Linked DNA regions of Mus musculus: all the other regions are linked to region 2. Evidence: chromatin loops called from intact Hi-C (ENCODE). Cell type or tissue: heart. All regions are shown on one strand.

The links. A loop is a pair of places that touch in the nucleus more often than their neighbours do. Peaks named below come from ENCODE experiments on the same cell type or tissue, not always from the same donor. Only the 100,000 strongest peaks of a DNase experiment are listed, where the experiment ranks them.
Region 1: a loop joins it to region 2, with 2.3 times the contacts of the local background. A loop is called at or near these places in 1 of 42 quality-filtered maps.
Region 3: it touches region 2 in a loop (7-fold over the local background); 1 of 42 quality-filtered maps calls a loop at or near these places.

The regions. Positions count from the first base shown.
Region 1 is chr7:29,813,941-29,818,940 of GRCm38, reverse strand. It overlaps Zfp790 (zinc finger protein 790), which reads right to left and starts at 2,869. Exons shown (of 5, transcript NM_146185.2): 1 at 2,652-2,869. In heart, no CTCF peak of the experiment used is centred here; a DNase peak (open chromatin) is centred at 2,910; H3K4me3 peaks cover 2,756 bases; H3K27ac peaks cover 2,267 bases.
Region 2 is chr7:29,952,851-29,957,850 of GRCm38, reverse strand. Zfp74 (zinc finger protein 74) reads left to right here and starts at 3,786. Exons shown (of 6, transcript NM_178384.4): 1 at 3,786-3,996. C230062I16Rik (a long non-coding RNA gene) reads right to left here. Exons shown (of 4, transcript XR_003946630.1): 1 at 3,895-5,000; 2 at 817-891. In heart, CTCF peaks have their summits at 2,934 (motif pointing left) and 3,818; a DNase peak (open chromatin) is centred at 3,850; H3K4me3 peaks cover 2,468 bases; H3K27ac peaks cover 2,028 bases.
Region 3 is chr7:30,000,244-30,005,243 of GRCm38, reverse strand. All of the region lies in intron 6 of Zfp568 (zinc finger protein 568), which reads right to left. Among named protein-coding and RNA genes, the nearest start is that of Zfp568, 19 kb to the right of the region's middle. In heart, no CTCF peak of the experiment used is centred here; no DNase peak of the experiment used is centred here.

The DNA of each region.
Region 1 (5,000 bases), 140 kb after region 2:
TCTCTGCATAAGCTTTAACAAAAGACTACACCACAACTGTCAATTTAAAGGCCCTGGCTTTAAACTCCAGTATTTCCATCGACATAGACCTTCTCCATACACAAAGCTAACATCTGTTCACAAGAGCTTCAGGAATTTCAGGACACATTGAGATGGCCAATATTGAGACCTACATACAGTTCTTTCCCAGCTATGCAAATGATGCCACTAGCTATCTTTGGACCAGAAATATCCATGGGTGGGATGGCTCTTGGGAAATGTAGTCCACCGCCTGGGAGCCAGAGAAACTGGCCTCAGAAAGATGACAAGACACATGGGTTGTAAAACAGCATCATACCAGAGGTGAGTTTGTACGGTCTACACTCCAACAACAAACTGGCTGAATCACTACCTCGGATCACACTAGTACCTGCCTGCTTTATGATGAAAGATGAAAAGGGATAGGTTTTAGTTGGTGCCTGATCCAAACCCCTGTCTTGCCTAAAAATCCATGAAAACCCTACCTTGAACTCAGGTTTGGTGTCTCTTCCACTCTCAGACAAACAGAAATACTTTAGTCCCATCCTCCAAATGCTCTTTAAAAATAAATAAATAAATAAATGTGTCTGGACGTCAGATCCCCTGAAGCTGGGGTTGCAGCCAGTTGTGAGACACCATGAGGGTAGTGGGGTTCAAAGCCAGCTCCTCTCCAAGAGCAGCCATCTCTCCATGCCTTTCAGTTATCCTTACAGCTGTGCTGTAAGTGCCTGCTCGCGGTTGTTCTTGTTCTCTGGTATACTGATGCCATTCCGTCCGACTGTTTGCTTGCTTAAGTTCCAGTAGAGGAAGATGGTTCATATCAACTAAAACTTAAGAGCCAGGCTTATGAGGAAGTCTTGAAGGCACTTCAATGGTGTCAGCCCCTCAATGGGCATCTGTGCCAGGCATGGTTCTCATTCGGCTACTGAGCTTAGAACTCCTTCATGGTTCTGTCCAGCAGTCTCTTGCTCAACTAGGCTGCATCCAGTTCAGTGAAGTTATCATCTCCCTACCTGAGAGTGGATGATGCAAGACTTGAATTTTAAATCAAATACCAACTCACTGGAAGGGTGTGATGGGGCTCCCCCACAGCCCTAGCTAGCACTTGGAGAGTGGAGCTGGGAGGGTCCGGGTTCAGCCCTAGACTCTGAACTGACATGTATCCTGTTTGAGACCAGCGTAAGCTACAGCCTATCTCAAAAACAAAAACTACCACTTGACAACTGTGCTTGGTCTTTAATGATGCTACCATATGTGTGTGTGTGTGTGTGTGTATATACACACATATAGATACATATATATGTATACATATATGTGTACATATATACATGCATGCCAGGCATGGTGGCCCACAACTGAAATATCAGCATTGGCAGATGAATCTTTGAGTTCACTATGAGTATGTATTTAAATAGTAAGTCCTAGGCTAGTCAGGGCTACATAGAGAGGCCCTGTCTCAAAAACAGAAAGGGAATGGGGCAGGCTTATGGTACTGAGGTTTCTATTTAATTCAGATAAAGAAATGAGATGACATTTACCTTCTAAATCTGGCTGATCTGGACACACACCGTTGCGGCTGTGTCCACTGACTCTGGATGCTATGGACACACACCGCTGTGGCCGTGTCCACTGACTCTGGCTGATATAGACACACACCGCTGCGGCTGTGTCCACTGACTCTGGCTGATCTGGACACAAACCGCTGTGGCTGTGTCCACTGACTCTGGCTGATATGGACACACACCGCTGCGGCTGTGTCCACTGACTCTGGCTGATATGGACACACACCGCTGCGGCTGTGTCCACTGACTCTGGCTGATATGAACACACACCGCTGTGGCTGTGTCCACTGACTCTGGCTGATATGGACACACACCTCTATGGCTGTGTCCCACTGGCTCTTAAGTACTGTGTGCAGCTTGTTTTAATCATGGTGATGCTGCTCTCTGTAATAAACTTCCGTTTATCACCTTCTGGAGCAGGGCATGGTAGTTCACACCTGTTATCCCAGACCTTGAAAGTCAGGAGGACGGCCTCTGAAGGGTGACCAGGGCTAAACAGCAAGATCCTGTCTAAACAACAAACCAACAGAAACCACTTGACAAGAGGATCTGGAGTTCAGGTCAACCTTGGTTATAAAGAGAATTGCAAGCCAGCCTCAAAATCAAACCTTACCTGTGTCTCCTCAGGAACTCTCTAGAGAAGGGACGATGTCTGCTTGGGGTACCCTGAGCGTTAATAACGCCCCCCCCCAAAAAAAAACCACCCCGACTGACAAAACACTGTGTTAAAAATAAAAAGTCGGCTATATTGCCTGTAGATTGCCTACGCCGCACAATTAACTTACAGAAAAATAACAATGCTAATTAGTTATTATCAGCTATACATTTTCCCTCCCACAGACACTCCAGAAGACCGCACTTACTAATCGTAATTTGAAAAGAAAATGAGATTTAGGAAGCTTCCGCTATCTCTATAATCTCAGCCACTCCTGTACAGGGATCCATCCAGTCGAGACCCAATCCCCAAGAACCATTCGATCCGCATACAATGTCTCCTCCCCACAACAGCTCGCTCCACTCACAAAGCGCCACAGCTCGAGCCCAACTCTTGCTCACGCTCATTTTCCTTACCTCGCAGTTTCTCTGCCGTCCAACTCCTCCCAGATCCAGCCGCGCATGCAATCTAACCTCCCTATGCTTTCTCTCACACACGCTCAGGGCTGTCATTGCGTACTCTTGCACCTACAGGACGAGGCTTCCTCTTGGTCAGACTGCCAATGCTGGGTTGGTCTTAGCGCTGGGGTCCTACATTCCGGTCTGTGGCCCCAACTTCCAGCAGGAAGTCGAATTCGGAACAGCCTCCTTAGACAGATTTCCGCCTGGGGATTGGATGACTCAGCCTACTCGAGCCATGCGCCTCCGGTCACCAGCACGGCCTTGAACTACATTTCCCAGAATACCTCGGTTCCCTGGAAACTCGCAGTGCTGAGATAGTGCTGGGTCGAGGAGCCTGATCTAGGTCTATGAAGTCTTTCACCGCTGGGATTTCCTCACGATTCCGACGAATAGCCGAACACTTTGTATCTGTTGTTCAGGCCACAGCTTTCAGCCCCTGACATTTCCAGGCGTTGTATTTCCCTCTCCTGGGAGCCTTTTTTAAGGAGTGGGCAGGGTACTCCTGACAGGTTTGGGGAGAACTTTAGGGATAATGAGACGCCTTTGGTGCCAAGGGTTTGGATGCACCATCCTGTGCAGTGCAATGAAGCTGACTCCGGGAGATCCGGAGCTGTGTAGAATTGTTATCATGTGTCTGGGTGGTAGTCTAGGGGATATGGAGGCAGAGAGGATTCCTTGATTGGTGAGTATGATCGCATCCATTGTGTGTGTGGCTGGAGTCTGTGTGACCGTTTTGTGCCATGCTTTTTTTTTTTTTTTACCAGTGTGAGGTCCCTCGAGTGTGAGGTCCCTGGGCTTTTGTGTTTGTGAGCATTTGCCTAACTTTGGGAGCGTGTGAGGTGACCGACTGAGGTGTGACTGCTTCCCAGTGGACCTTTTCTAATTTCGGTAGAGGTAAGGTGAGGGTGGGGGCAACAGTGACTGTGATTGGCTCTCCCTGTTAAGGCTTCCGTGTGGGGTGGATTGTATTTTCGTTTGAGGCACCCATAGCTTTTGTGTCCCCGTGGTGTGGGATTAATTGGAGAGTCACTATAGGTGAGGCAACTTTGTACCTTTGTGACTCCAGCCAAGGGGACTTGTGTCACATCCTGGGGGTAGACTCTGTCCTTATCTACAGTCACCCTACTTTTGTCTGGTGTTTCCATTGCATAGGAAGCCCCTAGGCTTCTCTGATTTCTTGATAGGTGCTATGGCTGTTGGGCCAAAATGATCTCTGAAATGGTTGAATATGCATCTACAAGAGCCTAGTGTGTGTCACACTTTTTTTTTTTTTTAATTCCCGAGTTCTGTCCTGTAGCTTATGATTTCCTGACATCCCTTTACTTTTGTCAAGATGTGGCTTGTTTTCCTCCTGTTGAAAATTCTGGCCCATCCTGTGACTGCATTCCTGTAGTGTACCCTGAAGTGGAAGTTTAAGGAAATGTCAGGTGATGCAGACCCATGTGATATTTGGAGAGAGTATAAATAGGAGTCAACCCACAGTGACTAGTGTATAGCTAGCTTTGCATTGCTTTGCTGGTTTCAAGTCTTTGCTGATCTTTGCTTCATTGTACCGTATTAACTGCTCTTAAGTCCTTTATCATCCTCCATTTACCTGATTTCTTTTCTTTCACAACACAAAGGACAATTCCATGGGCTGGTAGACTCTTCTACATGTTGAGCCTCCAGCTGCTCTTATACCAGTTGTCCAAGCGCCTGCAATTTGTTGTTGTTGTTGTTATTGTTGTGGGCCATCTGCCATACTAGTCTGTTTAATAACCATTTTAGAGGCAAGGTTGTTGGTGCATCAGCAGTGTCCACTTTTATAAGTTTGGAAATTCAGTTGCTATGATGTCCTGTTTTGGATCATGGGCACAGCTTTTGACTTTTTTGATCACCTGTATTAATACCTTCCCCAGGAACATCTCCCATATCACACCTGGCTTCCTCATATGCTGTCCCTAGAACTGCAGAAATATTTATTTTAGTACCCCACTGTTGTAAAAGATCCCTTCCCCATAAGTTTATGAGTAGATCAGCCACATAAGGTCTCAACTTACCTGTTTGCCCTTCTGGTCTCACACAGGTAATCCATTGGACACTTTGTCTTATTCGTGATAACTTACCGATTCCTATAAATTGTGTGTAAACCTTCTGAAGTGGCCAATCTGGATTCCAAAACTTTTGGGAAAGTATATGTCTTAGTTAACATTTTATTGCTATGAACAAACCCTATGACCAAGGCAACTCTTATAAGGACAACTTTTAATTGAGGCTGGCTTACAGGTTCAGAGGTTCAGTCCATTATGATCAAGGTGGGAACAT
Region 2 (5,000 bases):
AGGGCTGGGGAGGTGGATCATACTTAAGAGGGTTGCTATGCTCTTGCAGAGAATCCAAATTCAGTTTCCAGCATTCAGGTCAGGTGGCTCACAAGTGCCTGTAACTCCAGCAACAGAGGACCTGACTCCCTCTTCTGGCCTGTGTGGGCAGCAGCACACAGGTGGCACACACTCACACAGATAAGCACACATATGCTTAAAAAAAAATCTTTTGAGGGGCTGATGAGATGGCTTAGTGAGTAAGAGCACCTACTGCTCTTCCAAAGGTCCTGAGTTCAAATCCCAGCAACCACATGGTGATTCACAACCCTCTGTAATGAGATCTGATGCCCTCTTCTGGGGTGTCTGAAGACAGCTACAGTGTACTTACATATAGTAAATAAATAAATGAAAAAAAATCTTTTGAAAAAAGACAAAAATTGGGCTGGAGAGATGGCTCAGTGGTTAAGAGCACTGACTGCTCTTCCGGAGGTCCTGAGTTCAAATCCCAGCAACCACATGGTGGCTCACAATCATCTTTAATGAGATCGGATGCCCTCTTCTGGAGTGTCTGAAAACAGCTACAATGTACTTACATAAAATAAATATATAAATCTTTTTTAAAAAAAAAAAGACAAAAATTTACAATTTAAGGTAGTGAGCTGACAGAATGACTTTCACACAGAGCGAAAGAAATTAATATAAAATCAAGCGAGACAGCCAGGGATGGGACTCCCATGCTGGATAGGCCAAATCATTTCAGCAGCAGGGAAGTTAATGTCAGCTCACTTTGAAAGGTGGGAAGGGAATTAAAGGAGAGAGAATATACCAGCTCACCTGGTGCACGGCTTTAAGAAGTCCGACAGCCACTCTTCCTCTCAGCTCCTCCTAAGAAATGGCGATCTGGGCTAGCTGAGATGGGAAAAGAACACGGCAAACTTGGCATTCCTCTCAGCATCCACATTACCTACCATCTGATGTTCCTTCCTCCTGTTGCAACCTTCCCTTCAGTAAACAGAGTTGGTAGAGACATAGGAATTGGTTTGCATACGATATAATCCATGCTCAAGTCATTTTCAATTTATTCCTTGGGCAGCAACTTTACAGAGCTTACAGAAAAGACACTGGGTGACAGTTTCAGGAAACTCACATACTCAAAGTCTCAAAGACGACATTGCCAGCCACTGTCACACACATGGATGTACATGATGTCAGATGTTCACTCTCTCCTACACGTCTCAGACGCTCTGGTGCCACAGGCTGCCATCACTAACAACGGACTTACATTCTAGTCACAAGGAGGCTCCCCGATGATGCACAAGGGGGAAAGGGAAGGTACCAGGCATAGATTCAGTCGCACATTGGGTGACAGGCTCGCAGAACTGTAACAACCATTTCCTACTTCCAGGGACGCACAGAAGGCCTGGCGACCAGATTCCAGGTGGACACTCCCCAGCCACTTCCCTGTCTCGCTTCTTCCCTGAAGGCTCTGGAATGTTCTCCACTCCAGCTGCCACAAGTTGGAGAATCTAGCCTCTGAGTAGGAGGGGGACGGGGGGGGGGGGGGGGGGGGAAGCTCCTCTGTTGCCTGGGCTCCCAGAGGACATTGGGAAATGTAGTCTGGATAGAAGGGACTATAGCACCTTGGAGTTCAGTGGGACGGACAAGCCTCAGTCCTAATGTCTCTTCTCACCGCCAAACCACGTGTATACAGACACAAATGCAAGCAGAACACCCATGCACATAAAGTAAACTGAAAATATTTTAATTATTTTTACTTTTTATGTGTATGAGTATTTTTGCCTATATCTTTGGGGCATCAGTTCCCAGAGTGCTCTTAATTGCTGAGCCTTTTCTTTTCTCTTTCTTTTTCTTTCTTCCTTCCTTTCTTTCCAAGATTTATTTATTTTATGTATATGAGTACACTGTCACTGTTTTCAGACACACCAGAAGAGAGCATCGGATTCCATTACAGATGGTTGTGAGACACCATGTGGTTGCTGGGAATTGAACTCAGGACCTCTGGAAGAGCAGAGGGTGCTCCTCTTAACCACTGAGCCATCCCTCCAGCTCCTTGCTAAGCCTTTTCTCTAGTCCCTTCACAGATCTTTTTGTGGGATGGAACCCAGGTTGTCAAGCATGCCAGGCAAGCACTCTGCCACTCAGCCATGCCCTCCGTATTGTCTTCATCTGACTCTGTACTTCATTCAAACACATAGTATTTTTCTTCAGGAAAAATTTCAAGATTTTGAGAATAATACCTAACTCTCTGAGTGTGTATGTATGTACACAATTCTTGGAGTGTAACAGTGGAAAACATGATTTGCTGGGTTAGGCAAACATTTCTGGAGTCATGTGTGCTTGATTGTGTTCACAGTATATATGATATTTGTGATGTTTAAATGTGCTGTGGTAGATTTGTGGAGAGTGTCAGATTGAGTCGGACAAACGTTGAAGGGTTAGAATCATGGATATGTGTTTGTGTATGGAATTCTCTGTGGTGTCTGATTAGGAACCAACACTGTATGGGAGAAGCTATCTGTGGTGCTGGGATAGACAGAAAATAAAAGTTAGGATGGGGGTGGGCCTGTCAAACAGAAGCTGGGCGATTTATCTGAGCTTGAGGCCAGTTTGGGCTACATGTCAAGCGATGGCAAATTCAAGAAGTTTATTTGACAGCAACAATATTATGAAAGGAAAAGAGAAACAAACTATTGCTTAGAGTTCTATATTCTGTGTGAAATAAAATAATGTTGCTTAAATACTATGATAAAGGAACTATGTACACTATACTATCTATCTAAAGCAGGGGCTGAGAGACAGATTAGGCATCAAGAGTACTTGTTGCTCTTGAAGAGGACCCATGTTTCATTCCCAGAACTCTCAGGGAGTGGTTCACAAGCACAGGCCACTCCAGTTTCGGGGAATCGGATGCCCCCTTCTGGTCTCTCTGTGTATTGCATGCATGAACTGCAGACAAAATACTCAAAACACGTCAAGTAGAAATAAATAAACCTTTAAAACAAACAAACAAACAACAACAACAACAAAAAACCCTTGTTCACTAAAGAGTATTATCAGGACAATAAAAGGACAAATTACTCCTACAGCAAGGGTGGAAAGTATTTGTAAAAACGTATATCTAATAACGTCCCCCTCCCCAGTGGTGATTGTTTTGTTTTGATGGAGAGAGAACGGCTAACTGGTACAAGGGTCTAGTTGACTAGTAAATGGCTCCGTTTCCTTAGGATCTAGTTAGTATGTAGACATTGCTCAGCAATGGTGTTTACAATCCTACGTTAACAGTCCAGTAACACTGTCGGTCAGAACAAGGAGTCTACGAAGTATAGACAAAAGCATGTTTCTGACAAAATTGGAAGATAGCAATGAAACGCTGCAAGAGAACACCCAGCCATGATTACAAAAGTGGTTGCAAATTCACACAGTTTTAAATGTCACTGAACTTCAAGGTCTCTTAACTCTATAAACTCCACACCCTGACCCCATAGTCTAGTTCTCACACACACGTATTCACGTAACTCCTCCTTCTGCCTGCTACCAAGAGTTTGTGACTCCGGAGGACCATCCCCATCATAAAGAGGTAGACAATCTCGGGAGAGAGCCCTGATCCAAGGGAACTAAACAAACTCAGCCGTGCTCTCTTCCTGGCTCAGACTCCCTAACCCTGAAAGTCTCATAGCCGAGGGCCAGTTTTTCATTTGGGTGAGCACAGGTCTCGGGCCGCGAAGGGCTCTGGGAAATGTAGTTCAAAGCAAGAACGCAAGGGATCCTTTCGGATTCTTCTCAGTTGCAAGTTGCACCCCCAGGCTGTGAATGCCAGGCCGCGGGGTAGCCGCTGCTACAAAACCCGCCCAGGCTCAAGCCGGTCCCCCTGCCGCAGCGCCGCGCCCTTACCCGAGCCTTGGCCACTCTCCTGACTCGCACGCCGAAGGCCAGACCCGCCCGGCGAGCCGCGCGGCCCTCTGGGAAGTGCTACCCTGCGCCTAGCGGACCCAGGTTTGTGGGTCTTCTTTCCCAGCCTAGCAGCACCAGGCCGTAGCCCGGAGGCTGTGAGCCTTGGGCGGCGTCGGGTTGGGGGATCGAGACCCGTGGCCCGGCTCAGCGTTGAGTCCCGGAAGCCGTGAGCTGGAGGCCAGGACTCTTTGTGCTGGGTGGAAGCCAGGGCCCTGTAGAGCGGTCGCGGGTGTGGGTAGAGGACGGGATGCCTGCGGTTTGCAGCAGCCGTGATGTGACTATAATTTGCTCGTTATCCTTTATGTGCCTTTACGAACGTGGGTGCACATGTGATGGCTGAGATAATGAATGAATGCATTAATGAAAAACTCTGTGGGTGGAAGTTAGGCGGGTAGGATTGTGTGGAGATGTGTGAAGACCGCGTTTGAACGAGTGCTACCTTTAGCCGTTTATAATAATTGAAAATATTTTTATATGAAGCATCAGTATCTCCAGGACTTGACTATTTTCCTGTATTGACAAACTGTCTTGTGTACATGACAGGCGAAATTCATTTGCCTTGCAGCCCAACTCCATTTCCCAAATAGCAAGATACAGAAAAGCCCAAAGACTAAAAATTATTTATTTCTCCTAGTCAGTCATGCAGCTCCTGACAAATTGACTTCTTTACACTCGTGAGCATGAACGCGTACATTTATGTGCTCATATAAAGAGCATGGCCTCTTAAAAGAGCAGTAACGGGCTGGAGAAATGGCTCAGTGGTTAAGAGCACCGGCTGCTCTTCCAGAGGTCCTGAGTTCAATTCCCAGCAACCACATGGTGGCTCATAACCATCTCTAATAGGATCTGATGCCCTCTTCTGGTGTGTCTGAAGATGGCTACAGTGTACTCACATAAAATAAACAAATCTAAAAAAAAGAAAAAAAAAGAGCAGTAACATCATATATACAGTTCTGTAACTTACGGCTCTTATTTAACCATTGATGTTGTTAACATATTGACATCAACAATTACACATTTCAAGTGTATACCATTTAAACACACAC
Region 3 (5,000 bases), 47 kb before region 2:
CAAAGGACACACTTAAGTGGAAGAGGGAAGTCCCATCCCTACACAATGGCAGGTAACAACTGCTGGGAGAAGGAAGGTTAGCCTCTCTCAGGGATGAGCCCTCTTGTTGGATGCCCAAGGCAAGTGGTCAGCCTAAAACCATTTACACACAAAGAATAAGACCCAGCAAGTTATATTTAAATATTTGTGTGTGTGTGTGTGTGTGTGTGTGTGTGTGTGTGTGTGGTGCATGTGTATTTAACAGAGCTATCAATTTGAGAGTGGGCATGGGAGGGACTGGAGGGAGGAAAGGGAAGGCAGAAAGTGATGTAATTCTACTTCAATTAAAAATATTTTTAAGATGGGCAGTGGTAGAGCACACCTTTAATCCCAGGCAGATTTGTGAGTTCTAGGCCAGCCTGGTCTATAGAGTGAGTTCCAGGACAGCCAGGGCTATACAGAGAAACCCTGTCTCAAAAAAGACATAAACCAAACCAAACCAAACCAAAAAAAAAAAAAATTTATACACACACACACACACACACACACACACACACACACACACGTGTCTAGCATCCTGACAATGTAGTAGTCACCATGTCCATAACACAGTCAAAAGTACTAGACATCAAAGATACAGGAAGACTAAACAAGAAGAAAACAAATCCGAGAAAATGACTCAGAAGACAATATAGAGTCTGGAACTATGAGAGGACTTTTAAACTTGAATGTGAAGATTTATCATTTCACTCGTTTCCCATGTATGATACCATTGGCCATATACTGAATGTAGTAGCATGCAGTGTATCTTCAATATCATACAGCCTTCCCCACTACGTCCACACAGTTCTCACCATTTTGAATACATTTGCTTTCCCCTATTAAACATCACTCCACTTCTCCCATCCCAGGCCCTGATAAGCTCTAATCTAACTCCCAAATTCTCATATTCTAGGAACTTATTTCAATAAGTGAAAGTATATAAACTTAGCTTTCTGTGTTTGGCTTTCTTCATTTAGCATGTTTTCAAAGACCTTCCATGTTGTAACATGTACCAGGATTTCATCTCTTATTGTTAAATAATATCCCATTGTTAAGTACAGACTGGAGTTTAGTCTGATGAGAGGTTGTATCAAAGAGACCTTGGCTTGTCTTTCACCACCAAAATGTTTTTGGTTTTTTTTTGTTTTGTTTTGTTTTTTTGAGTCAGGTTTCTCTGTGTAATAGACCTGACTTCCCTGGAACTTGCTCTGTTGACTAGGCTGGCCTTGAACTCTCAGATATCTGCCTAAAGGCTTGTGCCACCATGCCCAGCCCACCACTAAGATTTTTAACCAAGTTTTGGTATGTCTGTTTCTTTAGTGAGGGACAGCAGCTAGAGGGAGATGATGTTGGATAAGGTTTCTCTCCAGTATGAATTTTCTCGGGCTCAGTAAGATTTGATTTCTGGCTAAAGGCTTTCCCACATACTGTACATGCATAGGATTTCTCACCGGTATGAGTTCTTCGCTGATGTCTGATGAGGTTTGACAACTGAATAAAAGCTTTCCCACACTCAGTACATTCATAAGCATTCTCTCCAGTGTGAGTTTTCCTAGCACTTAGGTGGGAGAGGCAGGTGCATCTCTGTGAATTAGAGGCCAGCCTGGTCTGTGGAGCTAATCCCAGGAAAGCCAGAGCTACACAGAGAAACCCAGTCTTGAAAAACACAAATCAAAACAAAAAACCCAAAGCAAAACAACCTCCCAAACTCCAAACAAACAAACAAACAAACAAACAAACAAACAAAAGCCTTACAAGGTGTGGCTGCACATGCCTATGGTTCAGCACTTGGAGATTGAAGCAGGATGATTGGAAAAATCAAGGATATCGAGAGGTACATGAGTGAGATCATGGTATCCCCCAAACAAAAACAATTGCCCTACCACAAAACATCACAGTAAAACAAATGAAATTACATCATTAGGGAATGTGCTACAAATTAAAACATGGGAGAGATACCACTAAGCAGCTATCAGAGCAACCAAAATCTCAAACATGGATACCTCCAGAGGTGGACAGGGACCCACCACAGGGTTGCTAATGCTGCTGCCGGGAATGTAAGACGGTCCGTCCACTTTAAAGATACATGGTTGTGAGTCACCATGTGATTGCTGGGAATTGAACTCAGACTTCTGAGACGGCAGTTAGTGCTCTTAGCCACTGACTGTCTATCGCTCCAGTCCCTAGATATATTCCTAAACAAACGCTTACTCCATTACTTGCTTCTGTGTTTATTTGAGGGAGGGGCACCTGTGTAGCAGGTGTGGCGGTCAGAGGACAACTTGCAGCATCAGTTCTCTATGTGGATCCTCAATGTGGGTCCCAGGCTTTGGGCTCAGGTGGTCAGGCTTGGTGAGCCATCTCACTAGCCAACAAAATTAAACGATGCTTTCAAATGATGATTCAGTAAACAGACTCTTTGGTATTTGCCCCAGTGAATTTAAAAAAAAAAAAAGCTAAGCTTACCATATATTATTTTTCCTTTTCTTATTTTAAGAAAAAGGAAAACACTGCTAAATAAAAACAAGAAATTAAAAATCTGATTAGGGAGCAATTAGATACCATGACCCAGGCAGACAATAGAGATCTGCTAAAACATTATAACATCTCTTCCAAGCACAAGTTTGTCCATCTAAACACAGCTGCATAAGGGCTCGCATGTGATTGAAGTAACTGCCACCTGCATGCATGAGCGTTAGACTCAGAACTAAACGAGGAACTGTGCGTGTGTCCTAGGAGAGTCAAACAGCGGCAGTAAGCACTCACTTGAGAAGCATTTCTTTAGCTCAACAAGTACTTTCTTGATCAGTTTTCGAGAAGGAACTCCCTCAACAGCTCACTCTTTGCAGCTAACTTCTAGAAACTTAAAAGGCAAAGTCTCTTTAGTCCTGACTCCTGAGAGCCATTTACTATCCTCACATAAACCCTTGACATGGCAGCTAGTCGCTCTCTTGGCTGTAACTGAACCTTGTCTATACCGCCACATACTAACCTGTGTAAGAAAATGGCTGGGTCTCTACAGCCCAGCCGGGAAAGGTTTATGTCTGGAAAACATGCGCCAAAGAGGCTCAGAAGCAAGCAGATGCAGAAGGACTCAGGTTAACAAGAAAGTAGGAGTGATTTGAATGTTTATATATCGAATGCTGAGACACTCTCTGGGAACTGAGCTCAACATTAAATAACTGTTGAGTCTCAACAGTTCAGAGCCCTCAGATGAAAGGAAAAGAAAAAAAAGAGTTCTACAGGTCTGGAGGTATTAAAGGTAATATTCCCACACTGCCGTTTCTAGAGCTAAGCATCAAATGAGATGAACACAGGTAGGCACACAAAAGCAAAGTGTCCATTTGTAACTTAAAAATGTCAGGGGAGCCGGGCGGTGGTGGCGCACTCCTTTAATCCTAGCACTTGGGAGGCAGAGGCAGGCGAATTTCTGAGTTCGAGGCCAGCCTGGTCTACAGAGTGAGTTCCAGGACAGCCAGGGCTACACAGAGAAACCCTGTCTTAAAAAACCAAAAAAAAAAAAAAAAAAAAAAAATTGTTCAGGGGAGATCTCCTATGACCTGAACCTGAACTGCGAGGTGTCATGGGAGGACCAGGGATGTGAGCATAAAGAAGACACAAAGCTGGTGTGAGGAGGACTGCATAAGCTATGGACCATGTCAGCGCACACATTATGCAGCAGGGCATCTTATACACTGTTTGCAGAGGAAAACGGGACAAAGTCGGCAGACAGCTGTCACACAATGCCATCAAGTCAGCAGGAAGCTTATCATGAAATGTTGCACAGATGAAGCACACCAGGGGAAGAGTCTCTGTTTCCAGGAACTGACACCTACCTCCCTTGAGACCCTGGGCCCCACCCCAGCCCCAGTCAGGTCTACCCATAGGCAAGGACATAGATAGTAATGTTCCCTTTGTCCTTCCAACAGAGCCTCTGAAGAAGTTTTCAATTGGCCTGGCCCCTAACAGTCCAGAGGAAGTTGAGAAAAGAAGTCGTGCAAAAACCATTTTCTAAAACAAGAAGAAATGAAAAGTGACTGAGACTTAAAGAAAAATCCAAATCTGGAGAAGAGGACAGAGGAAAGCTACTTCCAAGAAGGGTGCTTCATGGGATCAACAGAGCAGAGGTCCCCTGGATTCAATATGGTGGTATATCAGACATGTCTCCCTCTACAAATAGAAACAACAGGATAGAAAAATACATCCTCAGTGAAACTTTAACTCTAGAATATAAGCAAAGAGTAGAAAATGGATCGGTTAAGGTAGAGAAGTCCAGAGGTCAAGACTTATTTCTTCTCTCAGATAAGATTTCTAGGAAACAGAGTTCTGCAAAACATAGACACATATTTTCCAACCCTGAGGTCCAGATGTGTTGACACAGCAGAAGGCACCTAGCTGGCTTCACGTGGTCCTGACAAACGGCAAGGGAGGAACAACTGAGTAAGCAGAAGCAAACAAACCGTACTCTGGAAAAACACACTGTTGACACAGGAGGGTGGGAGGGACCTGAAGATACAGGAATCGTGAAGATGACAGTCCCATCAGCTTGGGACAACAACATTGAACCTGATGGCATGGTCAGTGTAAGGCACAAAGATTTCCTATTAACTCATAATATTTTTTTTCTCTTCATAGTGGGTCCCAGAGAAAATACCCCTGAAATGAGACTCCTGAGACAATGACAATCAGAAAAGCACACTATCAAATCTTTATAATGACAGTATAAAAGCAAAATCCAAAAGAAACTTTAGACTGACAGAGGTGTTTGGTGGTAGAGTATTTGCCTAGAATGTACAAGCTGGGGAGGGAGTGGGGTGTGTGATTCCTAACACTGGAAACAAAACAAACAGACATACAGAAGGAAGGAAAAGAATCCACAAGTCTAAAGGAAATAGCGATCATAGCAGGCAGCATTTCTAAAGCTGTAAAGAACATTCAACAAAGCAACGCCCCACATGTGAATCCCTGACTACTTGTGT